Regions from separate parts of the Homo sapiens genome. Here regions 2, 3, 4 and 5 are each linked to region 1. A link is a contact called in ENCODE Hi-C or POLR2A ChIA-PET data. All regions are on one chromosome and are shown on one strand. The core of a region is the stretch at or near the end of the contact, and the rest is flanking DNA. Distances in the headings are between cores, read along the strand shown. Region 1 overlaps EBF1 (EBF transcription factor 1). Region 2 holds the start of THG1L (tRNA-histidine guanylyltransferase 1 like). Region 3 holds the start of MIR3142HG (MIR3142 host gene). Region 4 holds the start of CYFIP2 (cytoplasmic FMR1 interacting protein 2). Region 5 has its middle 21 kb from the start of ADAM19.

Region 1 (2,700 bases), core at 193-2,692:
TGCAATGCTCTCATTTGGTGTTTTGTTATTGCATTATTTGAAGGGAACAGCAATATTACTTTTCATTAGTTGCAAGAATTATGTGCAACAAAAGCTGTTTTCATTTTTTTTCTTACCTAAAAGTTGCTTCGTGTGCCCTAAAAGGGAAAATTAATTCAATTCAGATTAGATTTCCTAAGAATTAATTAGCTGCAAATATCTGAAAACTGCGGCTAGGGACATAAGGCTTAGGTATCTGAACTTAAAAGAAAAAAGTAAGCCTATTTAAACCTGTCCTTTAAAACAACTTCTGCACCAAAGTACCTTTTTTTTAGATATTTGGTTACCACTTTTAAAAGAGGAAACTTGTTTAAAAATCCTTTTTTTTTTTTAAGCAAGTGAGCATTACAAAGCTCCCCCTAGTAAACAGTCAAGAGTTAAATAGAAAGTAATTTGTTGCTACTTGCAGACATACATCACTAGTAAGACATGAGTTTATATTTATAAGCTGCACATCTGGGATCAGTTGACTTATCCATCTGCTAACTACACCAGTAAACAGTATGTCTGGGACCGTCAAACCCTTGCATCCATCACAAATTCCTGCTTTAATTGTGTGTTTACGTGGCAAACCTCTGCTTAAGTATATTTGAAGACTGTTTTAAGCAGTTGTAATTGCTCCTTTCTTCTTCATATTAACTTTAACACATTTTATTTACCATTATGACAGGCCGCGATTTTGCAAGCCTCATAGATAGATAAATGCCAGAGATCATCATGCTACCCAGGAAAAGGCAGCAGAGGGACAGAAACCGGAGCTGTAACCTGTCCAGTCCGGAGAGTTTGGGCCTCTTTCACAAAATCCAATGACTTGAGTCACAAGTTCAAATCTCAGTAAGGCCAGTTTAATCCTCCACTGTCTTGAACTCAGAAAGTTGACAATCATACACTTTCTTTTTGAGAAAGGAGCAGAAGAGAGGGAAGGGAAGATTTAGGGGGAAGAGGCAAATCACAGTTTGGAAAGATAAAATGGTGCCAGGAGTTTTCCATCTTTTTCCTTAATTAATCTGCTGTGTAGGAGAGGTGCATGAAAGCTTGAGAGATTTGTAAGGGTAGAGATTTTTCAAGCCAGTGGCAGAGGGCTGGAAGTTCTCAGGAGCCCCAGAATCAAAGAGGAGTATAGCCTGTGACTTGACTTAATTTTTAACCCTGGTTTTATAATTGAGTTTCATAAGCAAGCTGAAAACACAGGCTCAGAAATGAATGAATTCAGAAGAAATAAAAGGCTACCTTCCATAATTAGGGGAAAAATATGCACCATTCTCTGCACAAAAGCGGGGATTTTACTGTATTTTTCCCAATCTGCCTTTCACATTTATATGAATAGCAAGATGTCAGATTTCACACAATGTTGTTAAACCTTTTCTCAGGTTTAGGGAACTGAAAGTCGTATGTGCCTGTGTAATATTGTGCTGATGCAAATAGTTAAACTTTTCTACACGATTAACCATCATTTTCTCAGAGTATTCTGTTCACAGCTTTCTTCCAGTTTCCTGATACATGTTGAGATCTATGCCCGTGCGGCTGATGGGGTGGCGTGGAGGTTGTAAACTGAAGACCCACCGCGAAGCTAAAGAGTCACTCTGACGCAATCTAGTTAAATGACAGTATGGCAGTAGGCCGTTTACCCAGGCCAAGGAAGCTGTGGCTTGTCAAAGACATTAAAATCCAAATGTGCCAGCAACGGTGCCAAATGTACTCTAGGCCTTGCAAACACATAATCCAGACAAACTGAATTAAATTGCAACCAGTTTATAATTAATTTGCTTTTGAAAGTTGTGCCATGAGAATAAATGTGCCAACAATTATTTGCAATGAATTGTTCTTAGGGTGCCCCCAACTTAATAATGCCTCTGTAAGCAAGAGAGGGTTTGGTATTGGTTACTTGTATTGGCATTGGCTTCTAACCTAATGAGGGGGTACGGAGAATTTAGAGACAGATTCCAGGAACCTTAACCTTTCTGTCAACCTAATGGAGTCTGTTACCAATGCGGTCAGTAGCGTGGCCCTGTGGCCTCCCTGACCTCAGATGCCAGCCTCACTCTGCCCAAGATGCTAAGATTAGAAACATATTTATCTCGCTGAGGCACTGCCTTTCTGGACACCATTTTGTAAGCACAAATATTCACGGGAAAGGTAAAAACAGTAAGAGACTAAGGCACTAATGCTTCATGTGAATTCATTTCTCATACCATTTTTCTCTAGGACTTACGGAGCCAAGCAAAGTGTGAGCCCTGAGTACATATGAACAAAAAACTAAAATAATGTAAAAAGAAGAAATAATCCTGAAACTTAACATGGAGTGTTATGTGCCAAGCATTTTTTTTCCCCACCAATCCTCAGGGGAAAAAAATTACAGAGAAGTAATTGGGCCGGGCGCAGTGGCTCACGCCTGTAATCCCAGCACTTTGGGAGGCCGAGGAGGGCGGATCACGAGGTCAGGAGTTCAAGACCAGCCTGGCCAACATGGTGAAACCCCATCTCTACTAAAAATACAAAAATCAGCCGGGAGTGGTGGCGGGCACCTGTAATCCCAGCTACTTGGGAGTCTGAGGCAAGAGAATCGCTTGAATCCGGGAGGCAGGGGTTGTAGTGAGCCGAGATTGCACCACTGCACTCCAGAATGGGCAACAAGAGCGAAACTCCATCTAAAAAAAAAAG
Region 2 (2,700 bases), core at 138-2,637, 1.2 Mb before region 1:
TTGAGTCTCAGATTTCCCCTTTGTAAAGGTGAAATCCCAGTTCCTCTTTTGCATCCCTCTGATGTTACTCTGAGCATCAAAGGAGTGATGACTACCATTTGTGGTACTATTATGAGGATATACACACATACTGATATAGATCCCTGTATGGATACACAAAAAACTGGTAACAGTAACTGCCTAAAGTATGTTGTTAGGAGTCAGTGAGAGACTTTTTGCTACATATAAAAGGATTTATATTGTTTGAATATTTTTCTTTTTCTTTAGAGACAGATTCTTGCTCTGTCACCAAGGCTGGAGTGCAGTGGCTAATGATGGGTCACTGCAGTCTCGAACTCCTGGCCTCAAGTATCTTCCCACCTCATCCTCCCATAGCTAGGACTACGGGCATGGGCTACTAAGCCTGGATAATTTTTTTTCTTTTTTGTAGGAACAGGGGTCTTGCTACGTTGCCAAGGCTGGTATGAATCTCCTGAACTCAAGCAATCCTCCTGCCTCTGCCTCCCAAAGTGCTGGGATTACAGGCGTCAGCCACCGTGCCTGGCCTGAATATCTTTCTTGAGGATGGAAAAAAAAAAAAAGTAAGTAAGTAGGTAATGAATTTGAAAGAGCTTTGTAAATCACAAAGTATGACACAAATATTAGGATTTTATTTTTACTATTATCCACCAGCAACAAGATATCAAACACTGGTTCTGTGATTATTTAATGGTGAAAAAGTTGAATAAATCAATTTAGTATACCCATATGTTGGAATATTGAGTCCATTTTTCTTTTAAAAATCACACTTTGGAATAATTGATGATACTGGCAAATGCTCAAGCTGAGTGGAAAAATATATAAACATTGTATAGGCGAATAATTCCAATCTTGTGCATTCCCTGTGTAAACCTACATACACAAAAAGAAAAAAGACTGAAAGGAACCATCCACAATGCTTTGATGGGAAAGACGGAGAAACAAAGTGTTAATTTTCTTAACTATAGTTTTGGTGTATTCCAGATTTTCTACAAGTTAATAAATGCCACTAAGAAAAGGGGAAACATCACAGCTACACCTTCAAACACCAGAAAAAGAATTTTTTTTTTTTTTTTTTTTTTTAGGTTGGGGTATGATTTTGATCTGGGCACTAACGGGGACACTGATTGCTTTTGCCAGTAAGTCAAGACCAGCAGATAAAAAATAATTTTTAAAAACCTCGTGAGACTGATTTGCCGCAGGACGGGAGGAGGAAGAAGCAAGCGTGGAAGGTGCTAACGGAGGAACCTAAACCTCCATCCTCTTTGCCTGGGAGGTTAAGAACTACAGGGAGAGGCGAGAGAGACTATGACTGCCCTACGGCTAGAGTAGCCGCGAAGAGAACACTTCCGGGGCGGGGCTATCTGGCCCTTTCCTTTCCGCGTGTAGAATGTGGGGCGCCTGTAAAGTTAAGGTTCACGATTCCTTGGCCACCATTTCCATCACTCTGAGACGGTACCTGAGATTGGGGGCGACCATGGCAAAAAGCAAGTTCGAGTACGTGAGGGACTTCGAGGCTGACGACACCTGCCTGGCACACTGCTGGGTGGTAGTGCGGCTGGACGGCCGGAATTTCCATCGGTGAGCGAGCTCGACTCGGGGCGTCGCGATGCGCCAGCGCTTCCGGGGAATCCAGCTTCTTCCCTTGCAAGTCCTCCCGCCCGCTCCAGTCACGGTTACCAGGGTAACGCGGTAGCCAATGAGTGCGCAGCATGGAGCATTGCCCCGCCCTGCGTGTTGGCTAGGACAGTGCCTGAACGCTGGCTGTTAGCGTAATTGAATGGGCGATGTGCTCCCGTGATGAGGATCTGGCTTGGAGTGCCCGTGTTAAGTGAACAGAGACTTGTTAGCAAGGACCTGTTGTTAAAAGTCACTCTCATGCACAATATTTAAGCTCTTAAGCCAATTGCCTAGCTATTCTGTTAGATATCTTTGAATGCTGACTGTTCAGAAGTCTGTGTAAGCCTTGCTTGTGGGCAATACTTAACGTCTGTGCTTCATTATCAGTAACAGGCCACATGGACTAGATTCAACAGAGAGTCAGAAAAAAAGAGAAGGCTGGGCGCGGGAGGCAGGAGGATCACTTAAGGCCAGGAGTTGGAGACCAAGTTTTTGTTTTTGTTTTGTTTTTTCTGTGGTTGTTGTTTGTGAAACTCCGCCACTACAAAAAAAAAAAAAAAAAAAAAAAAAAAAAGAGAGAGAGAGAGAGAAAGAAGGAAGAGAGAAAGAAAGAAAAAGAAAAAATTTAATTTGCCCGGCGCAGTGGTGCACACATGTAGTTCCAGCTACTGGGAAGGCTGAGGTGGAAGGATCGCTTGAGCCTGGGAGGTCAAGGCTGCAGTGAGCGGTGATTGGACACTGCACTCCAGCTTGGGTGACAGAGCAAGACCCTGTCTCAGAAAAAGAGGGAGGGGGAGAAAGAAATATAACAGAAAGATGGGAATTTAATCTTTGAAGAGGGCTGCATTGTTAATGATTATTATAACTAACATTTATTGAGCACTTACTAGGAGCTAGGTATGATTACTTTTATCTTCTCCCTAATCTTCAGGACAACCCAATGAGGTAAATATTCTTTTATTCCCATTTCACAGAAAGGAGAGTTGAGGCTTAGCATTTCTGTCTGGCTTTCTCAATTTCAGGGCAGGAAAAAAACTAAGTTCTTAAGAAAATGGATCAGGT
Region 3 (2,700 bases), core at 38-2,537, 1.5 Mb after region 1:
ATTGCTCAATAAATATTTGCTTTTAAAAACGTTATCTATAGTAGACGTTCAAACAAACCTTTTGGGAGCTCAGCAAGATAAGCAACAAAAACCTTCAGGGGAGGTCAGGAAAGTGACTACATCTGCCTGGAAGCAAAATCCTTTGAGCTGGTCTTTTTCGGTCCATGAGCACGTGACCAAGGAAAGGAAGCTATATTTTCTCGACTGGGAATTTGAATTTGCAGTTGCACATTCCAAAGGCCTTGTACGTTCTTTCCAGTTTGGGAAAAGGAGCAGCTAAGGGCACCCATGGAAACACTTACTAATTGTGTGACCTTAGGCAAGTCCCCCTAACCTCACCAAAGATAAAATTCCCTTATGAGTAAAAGGGGATCACAAAATGGAGATAATAATTCGGGCTACCTGCTATGGATGATTGCTGTGGGATTAGGGAAGATGATGCACGTGATACATTTAGCAGAGTGCCTGGTGCCTAGTAGGTGCCCATTAAAATTTAGCTATGACTGTTCTCTTTAGCTGACACACAAGACTGCCTTGAATGTTCACATTTCCAGAGAAAGGTGCTCAGGAAGATTTCTCAGTGTTCCGCCTGCCAGGTCAGTTTACAGTTCAAAGAATCCCTTTGTTCAAAGGGTGAGCAAATCCAGGCCTCGTGTATCTGCAGCAATGAAACAAGGGAGCTTTCTGCCTGATCTTCTCCCCAAAGGCAGTCTCTCTTTTTAAATGCCTGCACACATGTTATTTATTTATTTTTGGTTAACGTTTAAATTGAGGTTTTGGCTGAAACTCAGCCTGCGCGCACTTGAAAAGCCAACAGGCTCATTGGGCAGCCGATAAAGCTCTCGGGATTTCCCCGCGGGGCTGCGGAGAGTACAGACAGGAAGCCTGGGGACCCAGCGCCTGACCAGAACTTCCTCGGGGGAGGCTGCAGGGGAGCAGGCGCATCCTGCACAGAACGCTCTAGAGCGCGCAGGCCAAAGCACCAGGCTGCTCCTGACACGTGCTGCAAGAGGGTCCCCGACCCGGGGGTCCAGACCCTGCACGCATGATGGGGAAGGTGGAGGCTTCCCCCTCAGCTCCGCGGAGAGAAGCTGACACTGCCAGGCTGGAACCTTCCATTCCGGCCCAGCCTCTTCCTCCCTCGCTGTGCCGAGGAGGGATCTAGAAGGGACTTTCCAGAGAGGGTTAGCGTGCAGGGTGTGGAAATGGAATAAAAGCATATGCAAATAGGCCTTAGCTGCCTTCCTCTACCCCAGCAAATAAGAGTCTCTCCAGAAAGATGCTCTTTCTCCAAGACGCTTGACCGCTCTTCCTTTCCTGGATGGCACCAGCAGGGCCGATTGGAGTGGTAAACCCTGGGCCGGAAGGCATGCCAAAGGGTGGACAGGATGGACAGGAGACAGTAGCACAACGAGGAGGGGGAGAACAGCGGCTGAATTGGAAATGATAAAATAAAATGAAATTTTAGGAGCTCGCTGTGAGTATGAGCTGGGAAAAAATAATCATTGCAAGCTGATTTATTATGTACTTATCTTCTGTTTGAGAGGCAGCAGGCTTTTGTACAGTGGATTATTGCAGAGTAAATGGCACATTAAAGATATAATCAAGATGTTTAAGGCATATTGAAATGACATTAGAATCAAGTAGGTGAGACTTTTGTCATGGTCTAGAAATATAAAAATGTCAGTGACTTGGAGATATTTCCAGTGCTTTAGTAAAGATGTGGCTCCATTTTCAAAAGGGACATATTTTTAACCTTTTGTTATTTTCAGGGTGGGGGGGGATAGAGTGGGGTCAGGAAGTGGTTTAGAATCTCTATGGATGATAAAATAATATGCTTTAAACCTGGAGTTGTAGACTGTGGTCTCTATTTAGCAAGTCATAAACTTTCTTGCAGTGACAATAGCATGAAAATATTGGACAGTAAATATGGTGCTCTTAGGAGGTTTCAGGGTTGGAAGACTATGGCTATTACTTTTTGTTTATTGTGTTCCTATTCTCAATTTCAATCTTGTCTTTGGATAGTAAGAATTTTTTTTAAATTTTCTATTTTTTTAAAAAGAATCTTTTACATACTGAACCTGACTTGTATACTAATTGGCAAACAGTGTCACTTTTCTTTCTTGATGCCTCAATGGGTTTAATTATTGTATTACGGTATTTTCTTGTCATTTGAGACCTTCACATTCAGTGTCCTTTCTTTCTTTTTTTTCTTTTTCTTTTTGAGATGGAGTCTTGCTCCCGGCCTGTCGCCCGGGCTGGAGGGCAGTGGTAAGATCTCGGCTCACTGCAACCTCCGCCTCCTGGGTCCAAGCAATTCTTGTGCCTCAGCCTCGAGAGTAGCTGGGATTACAGATGCGCGCCACAATGCCTGGCTAATTTTTGTATTTTTAGTAGAGACAGGGTTTCGCCACGTTGGCCAGGCTGGTCTTGAACTCCTGACCTCAGGTGATCCGCCCGCTTCGGCCTCCCAAAGTGCAGTGTCCTTTATTTTATTTGTGTGCCCTGGTTCTGCTTTGATTTTGCCCCAAACCCTTCTGAGTGTAGCGCTTTACTGACACTTTATCCCCGTTATTAACAATGGGTTTTTGGACAGAACTGGCTTCTCTTTATTTGTTGTTTTTAAAATCATACTGCTGTCCTTATGCATGGTACTCCTTGGAACAGATAAGCAGCCATACAAGAAGCTCTTTGAGAGAG
Region 4 (2,700 bases), core at 201-2,700, 1.7 Mb before region 1:
TGTCTCAAATGTTTTCAAATTATTTACCCTGTAAGGTATAAAGGGCAACTGTTATTCCCTGTGTTGCAGATACGGTGACCTCTGTGGAGCAGAGTGGTGAAGTGACCTGCTCAGGTGTCTCAAGGTTAGAATTTGGTGCAGCCTGACTTCAGCCTGGTCTGAAGGCCTACCAGGCTGGATTTCAATGAGAATTGTTTCTTTCTCTTTTTCTTTTCTCTCTTTCTTTCTCTTCTTTCTTTCCTTCTCTTCTTTCTCTCTCTTTCTTTTTCTTTCTTCCTTTCTCTCTCTCTCTCTCCCCCCGTCTCTCTCTTTCATTCTTTTTTTTTTTTTTTTGAGACAGAGTCTCACTCTGTCACCCAGTCTGGAGTGCGGCGGCAGGATCATAGCTCACTGTAGCCTCAATCTCCCAGGCTCAAGCAATCCTCCCACCTCAGCCTCCTGAGTAGCTGGGACAAAAGGTGGATGCCACCACACCCATCTATTTTTTTTTTTTTTTAATTTTTAGTAGAGATGAAGTTTCGTTGAGTTGCCCAGGATGGTCTCCAATTCCTGAGCTCAAGCAATCCTCTCTCCTCGGCCTCCCAAAGTTTTGGTATTACAGGTGTGAGCCACCGCTGGGCAGATAATTGCTTCTTTAAAGAGCCCGACACGGCAGATAAGCCTTGAAGAGAAAGGTACCTGTCCTCTCAGTGCTTCCTGCCACCTATTTGTCCGTTAGGCAATTCTTCCAGAATGAAGTTGAGGCAGGCCCCTGTAAAAGAGGTGGCAGCTTCAGGGACTCTTCTCCAGGGAACTGGAAGGGAGCGGAAGAACTTATTCTTAAGCGAAGGAGCCCTATCAGCGACCAAGCTCAATTGGTGGAAGGCCCCTTCCCCTAGCCCCAGTTGCATCTTCTGTCACTTCACCCTGCTCCTTCTCCTCAGAGCACTTTGGGCTGTAACTGGACGTTTGCTAGGTTAATTTACACCTGTTTCTCCTGGCAGGTGATAAAACTCCAAGGGGGCAGGACCCTGTCTTTTGTACACCAGTGCACACCCAAGTCCTGGCACGGTACTTGGAACAGGATAGGTAATCAATAAAGACTGGGTTGATAAAAGAGCACTTGGAAATCATGTGGGGCCAATAAGATCCGAACGCGGCCGAAGCTCTCGTCCTCGGGTTGCTGCAGGTGTGGTTCCCGGTGATGGAGGCCGTGGAAGAAGCCTTCCCTCCCTTTCCCGCCCCCAGGGCAGGAAGCCTGGGGGCTGAGCGGTCCTCCGAAACCGAGAGGCAGGTCCTGGGTGCGCCGGCGGTACAGCGGAGAGCGTGGAGAGACCCTCGCCGCAGCCATTTCCTGCCCTTTGTGTGACAGCCGCTGCGGCGAAGGGGCGGGCGCTGGGTGGGGGCGGAGCCGCGGCGGGCGGAGCAGCGGGGCCGGGGCGGGGCCGAGCGCGGCGCAGCGGAGCGGGGCAGAGCATCCTGCGCCCCGGCGCGGGGCCCTGCGGTAGCCTCAGGCCCCTCCCCTGGACCCGCCGCAGAGCCAGGTAAGCGGCCCTCGCAGGCCTCGGGCCGGGCACGGGGACTAGGATGCCGCCGGGGACGGGGATGAGGCCGTGAGGATGCGCGAAGGGCCGCCCCCTCTCCCGGCCCGCGGGGGGCGCTCGGCGCTGTGCCCGGGCTAGCCCGAGGCCCGGCCTCAGGCCCCACGCGGCCCCTTTCCCCCTCGGACCCACCGTGCGTCCCGCGGCACGGACCCTCTGCCCGGGAGGCGCGGGCACATCGCGGAGCTCCGGCGCGGCGGCGGGGGAGCCGCAGCAGCAGGTGCGCGGCCTGGGCCGGAGCCGCCAGCCCGGGAGGAGGCGGTGCTAATCTCAGGGACCGGAGACACCTGCAGCGGCCGCGAGCCCGGCAGCGGCGACATCCTCGAGTCCAGGTACTGCAGAGCGCTGGCCCCTGCCTCTGCCGCCGTGACCACCGTCACCTCCCCCAGGGCCAGCGAGAGCCGCCTGGGCCCGCCTGGCAGCCGCCTCGGGCACACAGAACGTGTGATGGGTGGGGCGAGGGGCGCAGCGTCGATGTTTGGGGGCGGAGGGCTTTGATGAGAGAGGAGCAGGTCTGACCCGCTTGGAAGCTTTCTGGCCTACACTAGCATCGCTCACCAAGCTGGCTGCGGGCACGGTGGAAGTGGGGGAAGGGGATGAGTGGGCTGACTCCTGGGGGAAAAGGTGGTTTTTTTCTTGAGCTCTGAAGAACCAGGAAGATGCTTGCCTGTCTGTTGTGGCGTCTACTTTTCAGGTCAGCCCTACCCCTCACCCCAAAGAACAGCCCACCTATGTGCAAAAGAAGAGGAGGAGGTGCTCTCTGCTTGGGGATGGGGGCAGGTAGCATGTTCCACATAAGTATGGCCCTCTATATCCAGAACCCGGCTGGAAAGGACACTGACAGCCCAGGTGCCTCCCCAGCACAGGGAATCTGATTTTGACCTTTGCTTGCCTACTTTCCCCAGCACAGTGGAAACACTCACCAGGGCTGATGAGCCATCAGCTGTCCTTCCAGCTAGGCCAAGAATGGGACAAGGATCTTTTTCTGCTAGTTCCTGGGTGCCTGTGCCCTCAGCATGGGCAGGGAGACGGAGGCAGGCCTGCTGGCAGGAGGGGCAAATCAGGAGACTGTCGGTTCCTGTGTTCCCATTTCCTGCCTCCTGTCTGTGTCCCAGTTAGG
Region 5 (2,778 bases), core at 271-2,770, 1.4 Mb before region 1:
ACACTTAAAGGTGACCCTCTCATCACCAGATTGCTAAGGAGAGGAGGAGGTAATTCCAGAATCAGAAACCTAGGGGATACTTTAGAAACCATCTTGCCCTGCAGATAGGGTCACCATTTCATTTTATAGCTAGGGCTACTAAGGTCCAGAAAGAGGAAATTGACTTCCTCAAGGTCATGGACAAATCCTGAAAAGGGAACCAGATTAAAAGTCTGAAGTGGTGAGTCTGCAAGGCTGTGAATACTAAGGCTGCCAGCAAGTTTATGTATCTGATATACCCCTGCATACCAATATGAAAATTCCTGTTTTTCACTTAGCTCAGTCAACTTTGGGTTGATCTGGTTGAAGCAGGAGAAGGATGTGGATAAAACGGGAAGAGTGGGGGTGTGATCTTTAAACAGATCAAGAAACTTGTATAAACAGACCCATTTAGAATAAGGATTGTGAAAGGAAAAAATCTTATATATGAACTCCACCCCTATGTTTGTTACAAAGGACAGATCTCCACCTAAACCCCTAAATAAACTGCAGAGGCAAAAGCATTCAGGAAAAACCCAGCAATATACTACCCAATTGAAAATGGCAATCAGCTCAACATCCCTAATCATCAGAGAAATGCAAATCAAAACTACGATGAGATACCACACTCTAGTCAGAATGGCTATTATTAAAAAGTCAGAAAACAACAGATGCTGGCAAGGCTGTGGAGAAAACGGAATGCTTATACATTGCTGGTGGGAATGTAAATTAGCTCAGCCACCGTGGAAAGCAGTTTGGAGATTTCTCAAAGGACTTAAATAGAACTACCATCAACCCAGCAATTCCATTACTGGGTATATATCCAAAAGAAAATAAATCATTCTACCAAAAAGACACATACACTCACATGTTCATTGCGGTGCTATTCACAATAGCAAAGACATGGAATCAACTAACCTAGGTGCCCACCAGTGGTAAATTGGATAAAGATAATGTGGTCCATATACACCATGAAATACTATGCAGCTATAAAAAAGAATGAAATAATGTTCTTTGCAGCAACATGGATGCAGCTGGAGGCCATTATCCTAAGCAAATTAACACAGGAACAGAAAACCAAATACTGCATGTTCTCATAAATAAGTGGGAGCTAAACATTGAGTGCATATGGACATAAATATGGAAACAATAGACAACGGGGACTACTAGAGGGGGAAGCGGTGGGGCAAGGGTTGAAAAAAAAGCTATTGGATACCATGCTTACTACCCGGGTAATGGGATCATTCACATCCCAAACCTCAGCATCATGCAATATACCCATGTAACAAACCTGCACATGTACCCCTGAATCTAAAATGAAAGTTGAAATTATTGTTTAAAATGGCAATCAATAAAGCACTTAATTTCAGCTGGCTCCACTTAGCCAGAGAACAGCTCGAAGACCTGTAGGTCTCGACTGCCTAGTTTTAGGTTAATGGCTGCACACACTCAGAAAGTCGAGTTCCTGCAGCTGGTTGAGTGGTAAGTTGAAGTGAGAATTAGGCAAATAAGTCAGCCCTTGCTCACATCTGCTCTTGTGGTCTGAGTGGGTGGATCTTCCTCTCCTCCCCAACCACTGCTCAGGAATAGTCAAGAACACAACGCCTGGGTGTAGAACTGCATCATTAAACCCACTGTGCTTGGCTCAGTGATGGGTATATGGCCCTAAGCTGGACCAATGGGCATCTTCCCCAAGACTCTTGACAGCTCTATCAAAAATTTGCTTTCTTCTCGTCTGAGATGGTAAGCAATATAAGTTTGGAGCTATGAGTTGTCTTCTTGCTGCCATGTCAGGAAAGAACCTGTCTAAAAAATGAAGTCAAACAGTGGTAAGAGGTATGGAGAAAGAGAGAGACAAGGTCCTAGTATTATTATTTGAACCTGTGGATTTAGCCATGCCTGAAGTCAGCCGCCTCAACTTTTCAACTACATGAGCCAATAATTTTCTTTTTTGCTCAAGCTAGTCTGAGTTAGAGGTCTGTCACTTGTGACTGAAAATATCTCAATCATGCAAAGGCCTCCTCCATTCTAGGCACTGTGCTAGCTGCTGGGATTATAAGAGTGGACAAAGACACATGTCATTCCTATCTTCACGGTACTTAGCATCTAGTGGGAAAGATGACAGTAAGCAAGTGAGCAAATACACATATACATAAAATATAATAATTACACATTGATATTTGTAAACAATTGATGCTAAAAGAGAGAATGAGAAAGGAGGACTACTTTAGACAGCATGGTGGGGTAAGGCTCTCTTGAGTTGTTTTTTGAGCTGAGAGTTTGTGGTTGGTATGAAGAACAGAGGGAAGAAAGTTTCAGGTGGCAGAGACAGCCACCATTCTCAGGCTTGAAAGGCCTCTATTCATTCCAGGACCTGAAAGAAGGCCTTCATTCATTCACCCATTCAACAAACATCTGTTAGACGGTGTCAAGTGCTAAGTACAAGGAGATAAAAGCAGCCCCTGGAGAGTTGATAAGAGACATTGAAAGCTATACAAATGTTTGAACCATGTTATTCAGCAATTCCACTTCTAGAAATTCAGTCAAAAGAAAATAACAGGAATTTCTGCAAAAACATAGCTATCAGGATGTTCATTGAAGCGTTATTTATTTTTTTAACTCTAATTGAAGTGCCACAAACATACTAAAAGAGTGCACATAGACCGGGTACGGTGGCTCACGCCTGTAATCCCAGCATTTTGGGAGGCCGAGGCAGGCGGATCACCTGAGGTCAGGAGTTAGAGACCAGCCTGGCCAACA

What was found. A loop is a pair of places that touch in the nucleus more often than their neighbours do. ChIA-PET counts read pairs that join two places held with the same protein, here RNA polymerase II (POLR2A). Pooled maps may share reads with other maps.
Region 2: a pooled map shows a loop between it and region 1 (4-fold over the local background). The contact joins the promoter of THG1L here to the enhancer-like site in region 1. A Hi-C loop is called at or near these places in 2 of 50 pooled maps. POLR2A ChIA-PET finds 5 or more read pairs at or near these places in 2 of 52 experiments (Panc1 and naive thymus-derived CD8-positive, alpha-beta T cell).
Region 3: a loop to region 1 is called in a map with no recorded cell type, with 4 times the contacts of the local background. The contact joins the promoter of MIR3142HG here to the enhancer-like site in region 1. A Hi-C loop is called at or near these places in 5 of 37 single-sample maps with no recorded cell type and 2 of 50 pooled maps.
Region 4: a loop to region 1 is called in a map of OCI-LY7, with 6 times the contacts of the local background. The contact joins the promoter of CYFIP2 here to the enhancer-like site in region 1. A Hi-C loop is called at or near these places in 1 of 168 maps with a recorded cell type or tissue (OCI-LY7), 2 of 37 single-sample maps with no recorded cell type and 4 of 50 pooled maps.
Region 5: a map with no recorded cell type shows a loop between it and region 1 (5-fold over the local background). The contact joins two enhancer-like sites. A Hi-C loop is called at or near these places in 2 of 37 single-sample maps with no recorded cell type and 2 of 50 pooled maps.

The regions. Positions count from the first base shown.
Region 1 is chr5:158,952,634-158,955,333 of GRCh38, forward strand. All of the region lies in intron 6 of EBF1 (EBF transcription factor 1), which reads right to left. Among named protein-coding and RNA genes, the nearest start is that of EBF1, 150 kb to the right of the region's middle. RefSeq lists an enhancer at 1,594-1,723. Within about 2 kb of position 1,443, at least 5 of the 41 ENCODE cell types and tissues checked have a DNase peak (open chromatin) inside an H3K27ac peak, as active enhancers do; they include OCI-LY7, where a contact is called at or near this core.
Region 2 is chr5:157,730,033-157,732,732 of GRCh38, forward strand. It overlaps THG1L (tRNA-histidine guanylyltransferase 1 like), which reads left to right and starts at 1,388. Exons shown (of 6, transcript NM_017872.5): 1 at 1,388-1,599. The coding sequence starts at 1,409. RefSeq lists an enhancer at 1,305-1,664.
Region 3 is chr5:160,466,964-160,469,663 of GRCh38, forward strand. It overlaps MIR3142HG (MIR3142 host gene), which reads left to right and starts at 1,288. Exons shown (of 2, transcript NR_132748.1): 1 at 1,288-1,477. RefSeq lists enhancers at 232-868, 869-1,505, 973-1,202, 1,233-1,392.
Region 4 is chr5:157,264,673-157,267,372 of GRCh38, forward strand. It overlaps CYFIP2 (cytoplasmic FMR1 interacting protein 2), which reads left to right and starts at 1,451. Exons shown (of 31, transcript NM_001037333.3): 1 at 1,451-1,523. RefSeq lists a silencer at 1,358-1,877 and an enhancer at 2,558-2,667.
Region 5 is chr5:157,595,096-157,597,873 of GRCh38, forward strand. No RefSeq gene overlaps it. Among named protein-coding and RNA genes, the nearest start is that of ADAM19, 21 kb to the left of the region's middle. Within about 2 kb of position 1,521, at least 5 of the 41 ENCODE cell types and tissues checked have a DNase peak (open chromatin) inside an H3K27ac peak, as active enhancers do.